2 separate regions of the Homo sapiens genome follow, and region 1 is linked to region 2. The links are chromatin loops, found by intact Hi-C in ENCODE. Cell type or tissue: heart right ventricle. All regions are shown on one strand. Each heading gives the region's core, and the rest is flanking DNA. Links, peaks and the distances in the headings are about the cores only.

Region 1 (9,571 bases), core at 1-8,000, 110 kb after region 2:
AGGAGAGTAGGTAAACATCATGGTTCTTTACTAATTTCTTTCCATATAAAAAAGGAGGTTTCTAGGAAATTTCCAGAAACTTGATTACAATTTCTTCATCACATACTGATTTGCTATATATTGTTTTTCTAGCCAGGTCCATGTTCAAAAAGGGGTGAAGACTTGAGAGTATTACCCAGTGGGGTGTGTTTGTGTGTGTGTGTGTGTGAGAGAGATATTAGGACTTAATGAAATAATACTATATACTATAGGAGTGGGACCAGAAGAGAGAGAGGAAGAGAGAGATGGAAGAGGGATGGGTGAGTCAGTCTTGCCCAAAATGGTTGTATGCTTTGGCTAAATTCTCAAAGTAGTCACTCAAAGGCATATTTGATTTTGCATGTGAATAAACTAATAACTCTTGCTGAGTATCATTGTATTTTATCCCAACCAATCCCTCTCCAGAACTCAGAGCAGCTTTATCATAAATAACAATTATTGGTAAAGGTATAGTGTAACTTTACATGAAAATTGTTTTTTTCAAGGTACATACATCATGATCAAAATTTAATATTTGATGTAAATATTTAAATATCTTAGGAGCAATTATTTGATTCTCTCCCCTTTTCATATGAAATAAAAACAAATGTATGGCATTGCGTTCATGACAGTATTTACTGCTTAGCAAAGAAAAAAAGAAGTATTGAGGCAATTATTTGAATAATTATTTGAAAAATTATCTAATTAAGGAGGGAAAAATGTAAACGGTTAGCTCTAGGACACACCAGAAAACAGTTCATAGCACTTTACTGTTACAGGCAGGGAGGTTTAAAAAAATCTTTAAGATTTGTCATAGCAAGCTTTCTTCTCTTGGTTCTTGAGCTATGAAGTAGTCTTTTTCTACTCAGAGCTAAATCTTTAAAAGTAATACCCCATAATCCAAAAGTTAGGAATTCCTGAGTTTAGCTCTCACAAAAAATAATGTACCATCTTTGCAAAGCATACTGCGAAAGGAGGTCTTTTCAAATGTCTTGTCTCAAATGGGAAACAAACCTGGGACCATATTGAATCCTGCAGTTTTTTTTAATGAGGGCAAGAGTAGGGAAATCTTGCAGATAAGTCTCCTAGCTCAGACCTGGCCAAGTGCTCAGTAATGGGCAGGAGGGCAGGCAGATATCAGAGAAAGCTGCCTGTGTTCCTAACTGCAGGAGGATGGAGAAGAATCTCTGCAATTCCTCAAAAACTTTCTAAAATGTAAGGTGGACAGGTCATTTTTAAATATTGTTGCTGTTCAAGAATTGAGCCATAATGGTCCCTGGCCTCTTTTTTTATAACTAATCATACTTTTAAAAGACTATTTTTTCCAAATTTGTATTGCAATTAATGTGTGCCTGAACTATAAGACATTTTCTATCCTCCTAATTATGAAAGCAGCCTGTGTCAACCAATGGTTTATGCAGAGATTTAAGATTCCAACACACAGTTGCAAAGATCTGAAGGAAATATACAAACTGTTACACACACAAAGCAACATACACAAAACAGCAAGCACAAATATCAGTCACTGCCAACAGTTCACTATCCTAAGCAAAACATAGTTTGCACTTCTATAGAAGCTACTGGCTTCTAGAAAGAGCAAGAGTACCAGCAGTCATATTTAGCGTCTATGGTGTATTAACATATAAAGAAAACAGCAGTCATTAAAGACAACCCAGCTTTTAAAATACATATAAGTCCTTGTCCAGCAGTTAGCCAATCAGAAAGCAGGTCACATCTTGTTAGCTGTATTAAATACACGAAACGTCATGAATTCTCTATGGCTCTGTTGACAATTCAAGCCAACTGTGTTTTATCCCATAGCACAAACTTAATGGAGTCCCTTCCTAGAGTTAAAAGTCAATCTTCAATCTAAAATTCCACCAGAGCTATTCCCTAAAAGCTCTTTGGCATAAATCTTGTGGTATTTATACTCTGCAGAGAAGACTAAATTCCTAGCAATTTCCACTTCCTAAAGTGACTTTGGTGCACCTATAACAAACTCCTTTTCCGAACACTTCCACACAAAGCCCCAACTTACAGGCAGATGGACAATCCAGCAGCAAGACCTGCCAGCTGAGCTAGCACAGAGAAAAAGTCAACTGACATAAAATATTTAAATTGCAGGAGGCGAGTCTGGAGTTTTGCATTTAAAAAGTTCTGAAAGTCCTGTTCTCTCTGCTCCCAGAGTTGCTGGCTGCCTAGGAGGCTGAGTCTCCCTCTCTCAGGCACAAGATCTCAAATATGCAAAAACTAGAGCTGACTTGAAAGCTGAACCAGCTCCTGTCCTAAGGTAGAGTGATAGGGGGGCACGGCCGACAGCAATAGGAGAAAGTCTAGAGTCCCCTTGCCCCAAGCAACTGGTTTCTGATTTTAACACTGAAATATACAAACATGTGTCCCTCCAGGGCTAGTTCTGAGAAGTAGGCAGGTTTACTCTTCTGCCCCTTTTTACCTCGATTTTGGTGACTCTGAAAAGTAAATACAGGTCAAAGCAGACTTCCTCTAGGATTTGTAAAAAAGAAAATATATATATATATATATATATATATATATATATATATATATACACATATGTATATATATATATATATATATATATATACACATATGTATATATATATATAGCCAGATGCAAACAATCACAAAATTCCTTGGAATTATATCTCAAGAAACACCAACAGGACTGACTCAGAGCCTGTAAAACACCAGAGTTCTGGAAGAGCAACATTTCTGGAAACCCGGCATGTGAATCAAGTGCTGGGTTGTCTCAAGATTCCGGCAGAAACTGTCCTCTGCTACAAGAGTTGCTGTGCCTGGAAACCCAGCGTCCAAACTCGTGGATTCATCCTGGCGCTCATTTCCACGTACGTGGTAGTATCAAGTGGGACACTTCCCATAGAATTCAGCCAGAAACCCTAGGAAAAGCTCATGCATAGCTTAACAAAAATACACAAACACATCCCCAAGGTTGAAGTACTTACCTCTGTGCGAGACTGCAGTCTCTTGTTCATCTCATAGATTCGGTACTCTGGCTGTACCATGTATGGTGTATGCCTCCTATAAAATGGGCCGAAAGGAGAAGAATAGAAGGGGTCATGTGGTGTGCTGGACATCTTGCCTGCTTTTCGAAAATCAAGCTAAACAGAGTATCAGTAACGTCCATGCAGAGCACATGGGCTGTGTTCTTCCCAGTACAAAGTAGACGCACGCACACACGCTCACACACACACAGAGGCAGGCAGGCAGGCAGGCTGAACACGCTGGCTGGGAACTGCTGTCGGAGCCCTCTATAGCAGGAGAGGAGAGGGAGAGGAGAGGAGGGAGGGAAAGAGGGAGGGAGGGAGGGAGCACGGGAGAGGAGGGAGAGGGAGAGAGCAGGAGCTCCAGAGAGGGAGGGAGGTTGGTATGGAGGAAGGGAGGGAAGAAGGGAGGGAGGGAGGGAGGGAGGAGGGAGGGAGGGAGGGGGAGAGAGAGAGAGAGAGAGAGAGAGAGAGAGAGAGAGAGAGAGAGAGAGAGAGAGAGAGAGAGAGGAGCTGGATAGCTTTAGGCACCACTGCTTGTTTTTAAAGAAGCAGTTTGTGGAGAGGTCATTTCCTGTCCACATTGTAGACTAGTTCACAAATATAATTCTCCTCACAGTCTGACAAGAGGTCTAAGGTTTGGTTTTAATTTTTTTCCTCCAGCCAGGACCCTTCACAACCTGATTGCTAAGCTTGTTAGCATAGAGGTGGTCTAACCGCTACATGAGCCGCTCACCCCTGACAACCACACTGTTGTAATGTATCAGAAATGTTGATTACTACAAAATACAGAAACACGGGCACTGTGGTGCCCCGAATTGGGACCGGTGATTCACTCACATGCAGAGATTTATTTCAGCACTAATCTCCCTATGTAGTTTTGCTTTACTTGCTGTTGTTCCAAGGGCTGTTATATTCTTTGCCCTCCACTCCATCTCACTCCCATCTCTCCCCACTCACCCCTCTTCCCAGCCACCTCCCTCTTCTCCAAAGACTTCATTCAGGCCCTTAAGGTGCCTGGGCATTTTCAGGTAAAAACAGTCGTTCTGAATGTGGAAGGTATAAAATACACTTAAGGAGAGCAATGGTCTTTTTTCCCAGGAAGGAAAAACAAACAAACAAACAAACAAAAAACCCAAACAGACCTCCCAATAAGACAGGAAAAGCAAAGAAGGAGAAAACTGCCACAAAAATGACCACGGAAAATTTGGTTGAGAAGGAAATTGCAAATAATTGAATGGATCATCCCCAGATAACATGTCCAACTCTTATGGAGACAAAGTCTGTATTTTCCAAGATTGGTCAAGTAAACAAATATTTTCCCAACTGTGGTATATGATAACCATAAGAAATCCCAACAGCCCATGGAAGGGGAAAATCTCTATAGAGAATTAAACAATCTATAAAATAATCAAATTCTGCTAGAACCCACTATAACCAGAGATACGACACTTAAACAAAGCCCAGCCACACAAAATTTAAATGTATTGAGCTAACACCTAGGTAGGTCAGTGGTATTAAGGAAATAAAGCAAAGGACCACCAAAAAGCATAATGAATTCAAGACCTGAATGCAAATGCATGCAAATGAGACATTTCTTCTTTTTAATAAGCAGATTAATTAACTTTCTGCCCCAATCATGGCTTGGGTATCTCCAAGTCACTAGCCAACAGGGGATAGAGTATTGCTAATTCTGCAATTTACACTCTTAAAAATACTCAGACACAGAAAAGTGTATTGCTGTCTTGATCAGTCCTTCTTCATAATTGCATGAAATATTTGCTGAGTCCACCCCAAACTTCCAGCAGCGCAGCCTAACACACTAATGTCGCTTCCCAGGATGAGATTAGGGTAGGTATTACACTAAGGCTGCTTGGAACTTGCGCTAGGAGACCCCAAGGCAGGCGAGAATGCTTGGTTTCAGGTTTCATTACAAATCCGAAAGCTGGACCAAATTTGCTGCAAGGTTTGTCAAAACACACAACCTTCTAAAGACAGGATTTCAAACAATTTTGGCATGATTTACGTTTTGGTATGGCAGCCACTGCAAAACCTAATGGTTCCTTATGTTTAAACTCTCAAACTAAAGACATTCTGAAAGTTTAGTGTCTGCCTGAGTTTGTGTTAATGTGACCATTTCAGTGCAAGAATGAAAGTAACACCTAGGCAGGCCTGTGCAGGCCAATAGTAACAAAAAAAAATGAAACAGTTCAAAAATCCATTTAGGAAGGGAATCCCTCTCTGAATAAGGTTCTGGTTTGCTCTCATTTGTTTCTGCAGACCATTGCCAATTATAATTGGAAATATTTCTTGCCATTAATAGTGAAAGACTCTCATTTCAGAACTATCTGAAACTTGATAATGCTGATCCATATCCCTGATTCTCATCCCCGTTATTTCAGGAGTCTCCGAACTGGTCCCCCTGCCCACAGATTCACAGTCCTCTTCTAACTTGTGGTCTGTCCTTATTCAAATGAGAATGTGGATTTCAGATAAGTGAAAGCGATCATGTCCCATGTTTTCCCCCTCAGTGTTTCCCTGCTGCCAGAAGGAAAACGTGCAAGTTCCTTAGGAACATGGCATACAGGGCTCGGTAAGACCCGCACTTCTGTGCTGTCTCTTTCTCCCTCTGTCACATACACACACACACTCACACACACTCATTCATTTACTCATTTGTGTGTTCATTCATTTATTTATTTGCTATACTTGATCTTCCTAAACTTGCAATCTTTCTTATGCATGGCCACATTTGTACTTCTGGCCCTAGTTTACCTACAAACTGCTACTTATCCTTCTATTAAATTAAATTGTCTCCTCCATAAATCTTTTTAAATTACACATTCATTTGTTTATTTATTCAACAAATATTCCATTCACAGTGGATAGAGGCAGAGCCAACAGCAGGGCCAGAGCACGTTTCAACCCTAGCTCCACCATCTAGTTGTCGCGTGAACCTGAGCAAAGGACTCAGTCTCTCTGCACCTCAGTTATCTCATTGCAAGATGAGGACAATGATAGAAACTAGTCTATAAGATTGTTGCTAAGGATTAGCAAATACATCCAAATGCATTAGAACCCTGTCATCTAAACGCTCAAATAATAACATGATAGGCCGGGTGCAGTGGCTCACGCCTGTAATCCCAGCACTTTGGGAGGCCGAGGCGGGCGGATCACGAGGTTAGGAGTTTGAGACCAGCCTGACCAACATGGTGAAACCCTGTCTCTACTAAAAATACAAAAATTAGCCGGGTGTGGTGGCACGTGCCTGACCAGCTACTCAGGTGGCTGAGGCAGGAGAACTCCTTGAACCTGGGAGATGGAGGTTGCATTGAGCCGAGATCGTGCAATTGCACTCCAGCCTGGGTGACAGACCGAGACTCCGTCTCCAAAAAAAAAAAAAAAAAAAAAAAAGGAAAAGAAAAACTAGCTGGACATGGTAGTGGGTGCGTGTAATCCCAGCTACTCAGGAGGCTGAGGCAGGAGAATCGCTTGAACCTGGGAAGTGGAGGTTGCAGTGAGCCGAGATCTCACCACTGCACACCATCCCGGGCAACAGAGCAAGACCCTGTCTCAAATAATAATAAAAATAATAATAATAACATGATTATTAGGTACCTGATATCTGCTTAGGTTCTAGGGATCATTGGGAGGCCAAGGTGACATAGCACACAGGCTACCTGCCTTCCTGCCCCTTGCCATCTAGTGAGGGCAAGGGAAAGACAGTGTAGAAGAGCTAGTAAATATTTGGGAACATAATTTTAAACTATAGTGCAAGCTCTGTGCGGTGGCTCACGCCTGTAATCCCAGCACTTTGGGAGGCCGAGGCAGGTGAATCAGGAGGTCAGGAGTTTGAGACCAGCCTGGCCAACATAGTGAAACCCCATCTCTACTAAAAATACAAAATATTAACCACGTGTAGTGGCAGATGCCTGTAATCCCAGCTACTCAGGAGGCTGAGGCAGAAGAATCATGTGAACCCGGGAGGTGGAGGTTGCAGTGAGCTGAGATCGCACCACTGTGCTCCAGCCTGGGCAACAGAGTGAGACTCCATCTCAAAAAAAAAAAAAAAAATTCATCCTCCCCCTTGGTGTCGTCAGTGTAGTGTAGTTTCTATATTCTTCTATTAGAGGACTTATATTAATACATAAAAGGAACAAATACTGTCACTTGTTCAGTACTTGCTATGTGCCAGCCACTGTACTGAGTGGTCTACACAATCACTCTTAGTTTATCTTGCAATAAATCTATGGAATTGATTTGATTACTATTCCCATTTTACCCAATGGGAAACTGAGGCTATGAGAGGCTAAGAAAGTTCTTTGAAGTCATGCAATGAATAAGTGACAGAGACAAAATTCACAGCCAGTTTGCCTGACTGCTTGACTTAAGCATTTTGCTGCTCAGAGGTCAGGTCCATCCTCATCTCAAGGGCATTTCTGTTCTTTGTCCCCGGTGGCCAGCGTGGTGCTGAGCCCATAGTAGATGCTCAAGACACATGGACCTGACTAAATGGAAGAAGAAGCAAAGGATAAAGTGGCTCCCCTCACTTGGATTTTATTCTTCGTTGTCTTGCTTAGTTTCAGACACTCAATGCCCCCTGCCTCGCTCCGACCCCTGTCCCTGAAGCCCTGCCCTGCAAATCACCACTCCCATCTTTGTTATTGTCCCAGATCTCCCAGCATAGATTCCTAAATCCACAAGCTAGGAGTTGAATCCTTTGCACCGCCAGGTTACCGGGTTGTCTTTGTCGTTCATCTGTTTGTCTTCTTTCTTGCTTCTTGAAGGATCAGCTATGACTGGTCTTCTGGGTCAAGGATGAGCTAAGAAGTGAAGAAAACAAAGTGCTTATTTTAAGATTGTAAATCAACTCCTTCAGAAAACCATAGAGAATTGCAAGTATGCAGTATTTGTACCCTAGCAAAGAATAAACAAGTCTAACCCCCAACACAACAGTTCTATTACCCCCAAAGATTAAGCCATGCTCGTTTACGCATCATTTTGTGTATTGAGTATGAATGAGTTCCCAAAGTCCTCATGCAGACGTTCAGGGTGCTCTAAAAGCTGGCCTGCCCTTTACACTCGGGACCTAATTTAGCTGCATTCACCTTAGGTTTAACCCAGAGAATGATTATTGTTCCTTTAAGTGGAAATACTTACCCACAGTTTAAAAAGTGAAGAATTTCACATACAATCCAGATTTTCATCTTCTCTGAAAAATTATAAGCTCTGACCACCCTTGGCCCCATCCCTGCTGCATGGCAGTGTGCAGTGGGGCCAGCCTCTTTGTGCTTGCCCGTTCACCATGGTCTCTGTCACTCTACAGCCGTCCCCTCCAATGTCCCTAATTTCCATTTACCTGCCTGGTTCTTCCAAGTATTTGAAACATTGTCCTTTTTCTTAATCTATCAATTGCATCCTTTCCAAATCCTTCAACCAAGCACTGTTTGCTTCAGACAGCCAGCTTTCTTACCACTCTTCAATTCCCTTTCTCTACCATTCCTTACCTCTTTCTTTCTTTTTTTTTTTTTTTTTTTATGGAGTTTTTGCTCTGTTGCCCAGGCTGGAGTACAGTGGTGCAATCTTGGCTCACTGCAACCTCCACCTCCTGGGTTCAAGCGATTCTCCTGCCTCAGCCTCCCAGGTAGCTGGGATTATAGGCGCCCACGACCATGCCTGGCTAATTTTTGTATTTTTAGTAGAGACAGGGTTTCACCATGTTGGCCAGGCTGGTCTTGAACTCCTGACCTCAGGTGATCTACCCACCTTGGCCTCCCAAAAAGCTAGGATTACAGGCGTGAGCCACCTCGCCCAACCCTTCCTTACCTATTACTGTGCCCTATACAACCTGCTTCTTCAGTCAATAAGCATTTCACTAATAGGTAAAGGCAAGGTAGAGCTGAGATGTGGTGAGGAATACAGATAAATGAAAACATAGAAGGCGTGGCAGATTTCAACCCTGGTGCCACCACTTAGTTGTCACGTGAACCTGAGCAAATGACTCAGTCTCTCTGCACCTCAGTCATCTCATTGCAAGATGGGGACAATGATAAAAACTAGTCTATAAGATTGTTGCTAAGGATTAGCAAATACATCTGACAGCATTAGAACCCTCACATCTAAATGCTCAAATAATAACATGATTATTAGGTACCCAGCATCTGCTTAGGTGCTAGGGATCATTGGGAGGCCAAGGTGATGTGGCACACAGGCTACCTGCCTTCCTGCCCCTTGCCATCTAGTGTCTGCCTTCAGGCAACTTAGCAGACATGCAAAACTATGCTTCTTTCATTCAACAAGGTATATATTGAGCCCCTACTATGTACTAAGCACCATGCCAAGTGCTGGTAATATTGCTCCAACAACCAAACCGAAGGAAACACAGAACTAATCCCTTACTCCAGGAGAGAGGTGGTCTAGAATAATGTTGTCAGCGATGGGCTTTGGAGCCTCACCGCCTTGGCTTGAATCGTGACTCCTGCATTTAGCTGTATGACGTTGGCATTTCATCTGTCTCTGCCTCAGTTTTCTCA
Region 2 (8,000 bases), core at 1-8,000:
TGACTTTTAATGCCATGTTGTCCCTGTATACCCTTTTGAAAGGTCTACAATGAATAACAGTAGCCAGTGATTAAAGCACCCACTAAATACCAGACACTGAGTGCTTATAGGAAGGAAGTCTTTCCTGACAGCATTTACTAGTTGCATTTTACAAATCGAGACTCCAAGAGGCTGATGAGTTTAGCCAGCATGGCAAAACTCTTAAGGCAGGAAGGCAGGATTCAAACTCAGGTCTGCATGCCCTCAAAGTTTTGTTTCTACCCCAGAACATAATACGGTCATGCACCATATAAGGACATTTCAGTCAACAACAGACTGCCTATGTGACAGTGGTCCTATAAGGTTCTATTGAAGCAAATATAGAAACCTGATACATGGCACTAGATATCAGCAATGCAGCATGAGTAGAGGAAATGATTGATATTCAGTAATAGTGCTGGAACATTTGGTTTTCCATAGGAAAAAAATATATAAATAAAAATGTACATACCACCTAGGTTTGTGTACGTACACTCCATGACGTTTGCATAACAACAAGATCACCTAAGGATGCGTTTTTCAGAACGTATCCTTGTCGTTAAGCAATGCATGACCATTCAAAGCAGTCTGACGGAGCTAACATATTATTTCCTCGATAACCGGGATGAAAGTGTCAGATGTTTGAAAATCCTGGAGTTACAGCACAGGAAATGTGAGTCATCTGAGATTTCCAGTTCTTCTTCCAGGTAACCCAGAGTTAAGTTTAATGCTCTTGCAAAAAGTTACTTTCAGGTATGAACCAGAAAGAAAAAAAAATTGCCTAAAACCCAAAGCAATGTGTGAAACTGTTAAATTGTGGTATCCTGAGTAGAGACTTCAGTAGGCAATCCAGGACTTAGGCTGTGTGGATGAGAGCTATACATACAGGCACACCAGGCCCTTTCTTCACACCCTTTTTGCTCAGCAACTTCTATTTTCTAGAAAAGCCCAACTGCCTGGCTCAGAAAATCTACTTACATAACTACTTGTCATTATCAACTACCAGGTTAGCTTTCTCTACTGATGCCCAAGCCAACATCTCACACTCCTGCAACAGCTAAGAGCATTTTAGGATTTCCATGACAAAGCCTGTTCTTTGTGCTTTAATGCTTTGCTTAGTTTTCATATTTGTTGTGAACTCAAACCTAAAAGGGGATTGTCAAATCAGGCTTACAAAACCAAAACAACAACAACAACAACAACAAAAACGGCTGGGCGGGGTGACTCACACCTGTAATCCCAGCACTTTGAGAGGCCAAGGTGGGTGGATCATGAGGTCAGGAGTTCGAGACCAGCCTGGCCAACATGGTGAAACCCCGACTCTACTAAAAATACAAATATTAGCTGGGCATGGTCGTGAGCACCTGTAATCCCAGCTACTCGGGAGGCTGAGGCAGGAGAATTGCTTGAACGGGGGAGGCGGAGGTTGCAGTGAGCTGAGGTCATGCCTCAGCACTCCAGCCCGGGCAACAGAGCGAGACTCTGGCTCAGAAAAAAAAAAAAAAAAGAAAGACAGCCATTACAAATAGAAGCAGCTGCTTTTGATTTACAAACACTGTAATCTTCCCCAGGCTTTAGATATTTTTTTTGACAACATCCAGATCAGAACCAATTTAATTTTGAAAGATAGCTAATCAGGTAATTTGCTGTAGTACCTCTCTTGTTTTTGATTTTGTAAAGGAGGCTGGGAGGCTTGCACGAAGAAACCAGCACTTTATTGAAGATTACGAATTGACCCTTCAGGTATCATAAAATGTTTACCTATAATCTCCAGAAACAAGATAACTTCTGTACATTCATTTCAGCAACTTGAGCACTTCAGAGAGCTGTGTGAAATGGTGGTACCTATTTACATGGGGAAAGCTTGAAGCTCCAAACATTTTTTTATTATGTGATACTTCCTGATCCCCTTAATGTTTTTAGTGACTTACGTAGATAAACTCTCAATTTTGAAGGAGAGGAGTTGAACAGTCTCATAATCTTGATTTTGCAGTGTTTTATACTTCCAATACCCTAACATGTACACACTTGATGAGAAACAAAATGGGTGTGGATTTGAGGATTTCACATATTGTGAGATCATTAGTGTTAACCTAAGTTTTTTATCCACTAAACTTTGTTGAGCACTTACTGTGTAATAGGAATATGAGCTCTCTATCCTTAGATTCATATTTTAGTCTGGACAACAGGGCGACCCATGAAATGTTACTTTCTGAATACTTATATTCTTACTGTGTGCCAGACTGTGTTTAAAGTGTTTTACAAATATTCAATCCTCATGACAAGCCTATAAGATAGATACTGATTTGTCTCTTTAATTACCTGTGCTTTAAATTTGATCTGACTTCAGTCTCAGCCATGAGATTTTATTTCTCTCACCATGTAATTGTATCACACAGGATAGTTTTTTAAGACCTATTTCACCTTCTAATGTAGATGAAAGTGTCACAGAGTTGATACCTGTTGCTGTCTGCTAAGTCCTCCTCTCCACAACCAATTATCTAACTGCTCCTTCTGAGCAACTTCTCTTCCTTTTCGAAAGATGCATCATGGTTATGGGGAGAGCAAAGAGCCCATAGACATTACCCTGCCAATCTGGACAGATAAATGTGAAAAGCTGCCATTCCTCCCAGTTATCCATGTCCCTGGCCTCTCCTCGGCTCCTGTCTGCAGTTAAACAGTCCTTTTTGCTCAGTGACTTACAGGCAGGAATTATGAAAATTCTTACAGGAAGCTTTAACAAGAGGAAGGAGGAAGGAACATCATGATACATTTTATAAAGGCACTTTTCAAAATGTTTTCAGCATACTGTTGTAGAAATAAACATCAATTTGGGGGTTCAAATCCCAGCTCTGCTCCATTCTTGCTGTGTGATGTTGAGCAAGTTCAACAATCCCAAGCCCTCTTCAAACCCAAAAGAAAAGGAGCAGGGCCCCAAAGAAATGGACCCCCTTGGTTGGAGTATATTGTACAGGATTTCAGGTTATATAAGTAGAGGTTGAAGGTGGCTATTTTCTTTGTACAGCTTAAACGTTTGATTTTCCAAATCAGGAAACTTCATTTCTAAGTGTGCTAAATAGAATCTATAGGCTTCCTTCAGCTGACAAAAGGGAAGCAGCTGAAAATTGGTATACGCGTTGCCTTTAATTCAAGCTTTTGTGCCCTTTTTTTGGTCCTTATCGTTTAGGAGATTATATGCAGCTCCTGACCCCCAGGGAGAGAACAGCATCAAAGCACCCTCTAACCAGGGCAGAATGAGGCTGGTGACCTGAATTTTCTGGCTTCTGTGGGTTTATGTCTAATCTCCAGTGTTCCTTCAGGTGGTATTTTGTGCTTAATTATACTTAAAGGTTTGGAGGGTTCCATAGGTGGAATTCCATCTGAAGCCCAAACCGTCAAACCATCAGCTCCCAGGTTGCCATTTGAAGCTTCTTATTTTTAATCGTGCAGGTCTTTACCCAAGATGTGTTTTTTCTCATGTTAAAGGGTTTTTGTCTTTTAAGCAGCCATTTATACATACAAAAAGCAGTGTTTTGTTCAGGAATAAAATCACCTGAATAAATCTAAATCTGTCATGTAAATATTTCACCAATTATTACTAAGGGCTTTTTAATGATTCCTCTTTGTAACCTCTCCCTGCAGTCTAAGTCACTCCACTGGGGTAGGAAATATAAAACCCAAAATGTATTTGGAGCACAGCTGTATAGAACATCAATCTGAACCATGATGTGGTAAGAACCATAAGTGAACATGAAAGTTAAGAGGGACCAGAATGTAATGAGACAGGCAGGCTCTATCCCCATTTTACAGATATTGAAACTGAGGCCTTGGAAAACTACATGGGGTTATTGGTGCAATTAAAGCACTTATCTGGGACCTGCAGCTCCTTTCCTACCCCTCTCGGTAATGTCTTAGATTTACCAGCTAAAGGTCATTAAGCCATACTGCCTCTTTCAGTTAGTATTACATATTCAAAATCTGTTTGCATCCTTCCAGGGGAAGGGCCGTGCCCAAAGGGGACAGCACTGCTCTCTCTTATCAAAACAGGGCCTTCTTGGAGCTTACTAACGACCTTAAAGCCCACAACAAGCAGCTCAAATATATGGGTTAGGCAGCATGGGGCTGACACCCTGGGGCAGAGCTGAGATGATTTGGTTTACACCCCCTAAAATGCCAGGCTATATTCTATATCCTGAAGGTGCCTTAGTTGACAGGAGGTGGAAGTCAGGGGGTATCTTGGCTAAGGGAACAGGTGGCTAAAAGAAACCATGTAATGATATTAGGATGACCACCTCAAGATGACTGCAGCTCCTCCTCAGCTATCACTGTACCTTCAATCTGTGCAACAGATCTCTATGAAAAATGCACGTCTCATCTTCTTATACCTTCCCTGTCCTTGCTTTCATGATGCAGGCCAAGGGTTCTGAGTTCCAGAGTGGATGACCTAGGCTGGAGCTCTGGCTTTGTTATTGAGCTGTGTGACTTTGGGTCTGTTACTCACCTTCTCTGTACCTCAATCTCTTCATTTTTCAAATGTAAATAATAGAAGTATTTATCCCATGGGGTTAATAGCATCAATAATAAATTGATACATTTAAAGAGCATAACACACTAAATATTCAATGATGTTACCTATTATTAGGTTGATGCTTATGAACACTCAACCATTTGTTGTTTACATAAATGACAATTTTGGATGGGGTTCAACCTATTATTAAAGTTCTCAGCCTTACTGAAGCTTCATCTTTCCTTTTTGATTTAACTTAAGCATCACCTGCTCCTGGAAGCCTTTCCTGATGTTCAGTCTGAGTTCATTCCCACATACAATCATGTGTTCATTTACTCAACCTGACAGTATTGAGCACTCATGGCCACGTGCCAGGCAGTGGAAATTAAACAGTGAGCGAAAATCCAGGCAGGAAAGACACAACCTAGTAGACAATCAATAGAATCAGTGCCTCTCTAGGCCAGTAGAGGGCGCTAGGAGCGGGGAAGACATGCTTGAAAATAGGATCTCGATGGAGAGCCTGAGTTGAGGACAGGGAAATCTTCCCGGAGCACATAACCTTTACCCAAGACTGGCAGAAAGAGTAGGAATTGGTCAGATGAAGAGGAGAAGATTCTTCCAGAAACACCTGGACCTTGCTGTGAAGAGAGAGCCTGGGGAAGAGAAGCATGTCAGATGTGGCTGCAGAAAGAGAGCCTGTGGTGGAGACGGCAGTTAAAGAGTCCATATTACAGAGACCCAATCATAAAAGGCCTTGTAAGTCACCAAAAGAAATCTGGGCACAATCTAAGGATGCGCTCACTGCCAGGAACGTGCAAGTGCAAGGTTGCATCTGAGCAAGCCCTTCCTAACATTTGTCCTGAGGTGTCTTGCTGGTCTCCCTCTAGTCCTAGTCCTGCTGGGCTTTATCTTGAGGTCAACAGGAAACCCTTGAAGGGTTTCCAAAGGAGAGAGATACTTCCTTAACAGCATTTGAGGTGGTTCACTCTAGCTCACCTTGGGTAATGCACCAGAGAGAGGAAAGAGGAAGGCAGAAAGACAGGCAGTTATTCAGGCATGAACAATACCATGAATGGAGGCCTTTATCTCCAGCAAATCACTTATGACACTGATCTGTAATTTGTTTGTCTTTCACTAGACTCCGAATCCCTTGAGAATGAGGACTCAGGAGTCTCCCCCACCACCTTAACCTGTAGGACCAGTACATAATAGATAGTCGCTAAACGGTACCTATTATAATTGTAGCTACTGTTACTAATACTTTCTATTGTTAAAATTGAGATAGACAAATGCTATTGCTATAGTCCCACTTAGCAAATTGGATCCCATGGAATATTAACCTTCTGAGGTGTGTTAACCAATGTTTGGGGTACTGAGAGGGAAGGAGGTCCCCGAAGTCAAAGAAATTTGGGAAACATTTGCTTATAAACATTAAATGAGCCGGCGCGGTGGTTCACGCCTATAATCCCAGCACTTTGGGAGGCTGAGGTGGGCAGATCTCTTGAGTCCAGGAGTGTGAGACCAGTCTGGGCAACATGGTGAAATCCCATCTCTACAAAAAAAAAATTAGCCCGTCATGGTGGTGTCGTGTGGTCCTAGCTACTGGGGAGGTTAAGGTGGGAGGATTCCTTGGGCCAAGAAGACGAAGGTTGCAGTGAGCCAAGATCGTGCCCCTGCACTCCAGCCTGGGCAACAAAGTGAGCACTCTGTCTCAAACAAAACAAAACAAAACATTAAATGGCATTAGTATACACACATATGTTTCTAAACTCTCACTGCTGAGAGAGTCTGAAAGCAACAACACCTCAGTAGCAATGAGTGACCAAAAGTGGAAAAATTTGAATAACAAGATAAATAACATAGTACTGGATTATAACTCAATGTACAATACTGACATCCATGAATCCATGCTGATATACATACATGGTTGAATAAATAAATGGAAGAGATGAGACACATTTCCCATGCAGAAGAATCACAAGTGATTTATGTAGACACCCCCCTTGCAAGGAGATGGAGCCTCCCTACCCCTTAAGCTTGGGCTTGGGCTTAGTGACTTCCTTCCAAAGAGTATGGTAAGGAAACATGAAAAAAGAGTAATCATGTGGTGGAGAAACCTGACAAATACTAAGTCAGCCAGGTGATCAAGCTTAACATCGTCACTAATAAGCCATGTTGGTAACATGTGCCTTTCATAGGATGTGATGAGAATGGCACTGTACTTTGGTAGTCTTTGTCCCCAAAACCCATCACCCCTGTCTAATCATGAGAAGAACAGCAGACACGCCCAAAGGGAGGGACATTCTGCCAAATACCTAACCAGCACTTCTTAAAACATTCATGGTTAACAAACATAAGAAAAGTCTGAGAAATTGTTCCAAGCAAAAAGACCCTATAGAGACATGATGACCAAATGCAACGTGGTATTGTGCAGGGAAGCCTGAAAATATTATGAAAAAACTGAAGAAATCTGAATAAAGTGTGGAGTTTAGCTAATAATACAGTGGTTCCTTGGTATATGCAGAGAATTGGTTTCAGGACCCCTGCATTGACCAAAATCCTCAAGTCCTGCAGTCAACCCTGAGGAACCACATAGACGAAAAGGTCAGCCCGCCCTGTATGAGGGCTTTTCATCTCACACATGCGTATTTTTGATCCGCCTTTGGCTGAAAAAAATGCAGGTGTAAGTAAACCCATGCAGTTCAAACCCATTGTTCAAGGGTCAACTGTAATGTATTAATATTGGTTCATTAGTTTTGACAAACTAAGGATCATACTAAGATCAGACTAAGATCATACTAACGTAAGATCTTGACAGCTGGGGAAAATGGGCACAGCATACATGAGAATTCTCTCTACCGTCATTGCAATTCTTATGTAAATCTAAAAGCATTCTAAAGTAAAAAGTCTACTTAAAAAAAATAAATGATGTCTTTACTATCTGACTTCTCAAATGCTTTAATATGCTGAGACATTTTGAGTATTCCCAAATTAATATGACTAAAGAACTGAATAGCTGTTACATTCTCGGGTCCTAGGGTTCTCTAGAATAGTTAGGAATGATAATAATAATAGCTAACATTTATTAGAGAGGCTCTGAGCTTCGTGGTTAATAACTTTATCCCGTGAGCCAGACTCCCTGCTCACCTATGACCATCACTACTTAAGAGCTGTATAATCAAGGCTGGGCATGGTGGCTCTCCCCTGTAATCCCAGCATTTTAGGAGGCCGAGGTGAGCGGATCACAAGGTCAGGAGTTTGAGACCAGCCTGGCCAACATGGTGAAACCCTGTCTCTACTAAAAATACAAAAATTAGCCAGGCATGGTGACATCCACCTGTAGCCCCAGCTACTTGGGAGGCTGAGGCAGGAGAATTGCTTGAATCCAGAAGGCAGAGGTTGCAGTGAGCCAAGATCATGCCACTGCACTCCAGCCTGGGCGACAGAGCAAGACTCTGTCTCGAAAAAAAAAAAA

The links. Hi-C counts contacts between places; a loop is a spot of excess contacts. Peaks named below come from ENCODE experiments on the same cell type or tissue, not always from the same donor. Only the 100,000 strongest peaks of a DNase experiment are listed, where the experiment ranks them.
Region 1: a loop joins it to region 2, with 19 times the contacts of the local background. A loop is called at or near these places in 12 of 110 quality-filtered maps.

Annotation. Positions count from the first base shown.
Region 1 is chr4:16,895,355-16,904,925 of GRCh38, forward strand. LDB2 (LIM domain binding 2) reads right to left here and starts at 3,291. Exons shown (of 8, transcript NM_001290.5): 1 at 3,000-3,291. The coding sequence starts at 3,131. In heart right ventricle, for the core only: no CTCF peak of the experiment used is centred there; a DNase peak (open chromatin) is centred at 3,257; H3K4me3 peaks cover 3,852 bases; H3K27ac peaks cover 4,861 bases.
Region 2 is chr4:16,790,048-16,798,047 of GRCh38, forward strand. All of the region lies in intron 1 of LDB2 (LIM domain binding 2), which reads right to left. Among named protein-coding and RNA genes, the nearest start is that of LDB2, 100 kb to the right of the region's middle. In heart right ventricle, for the core only: a CTCF peak has its summit at 4,989 (motif pointing right); a DNase peak (open chromatin) is centred at 4,964; H3K27ac peaks cover 1,375 bases.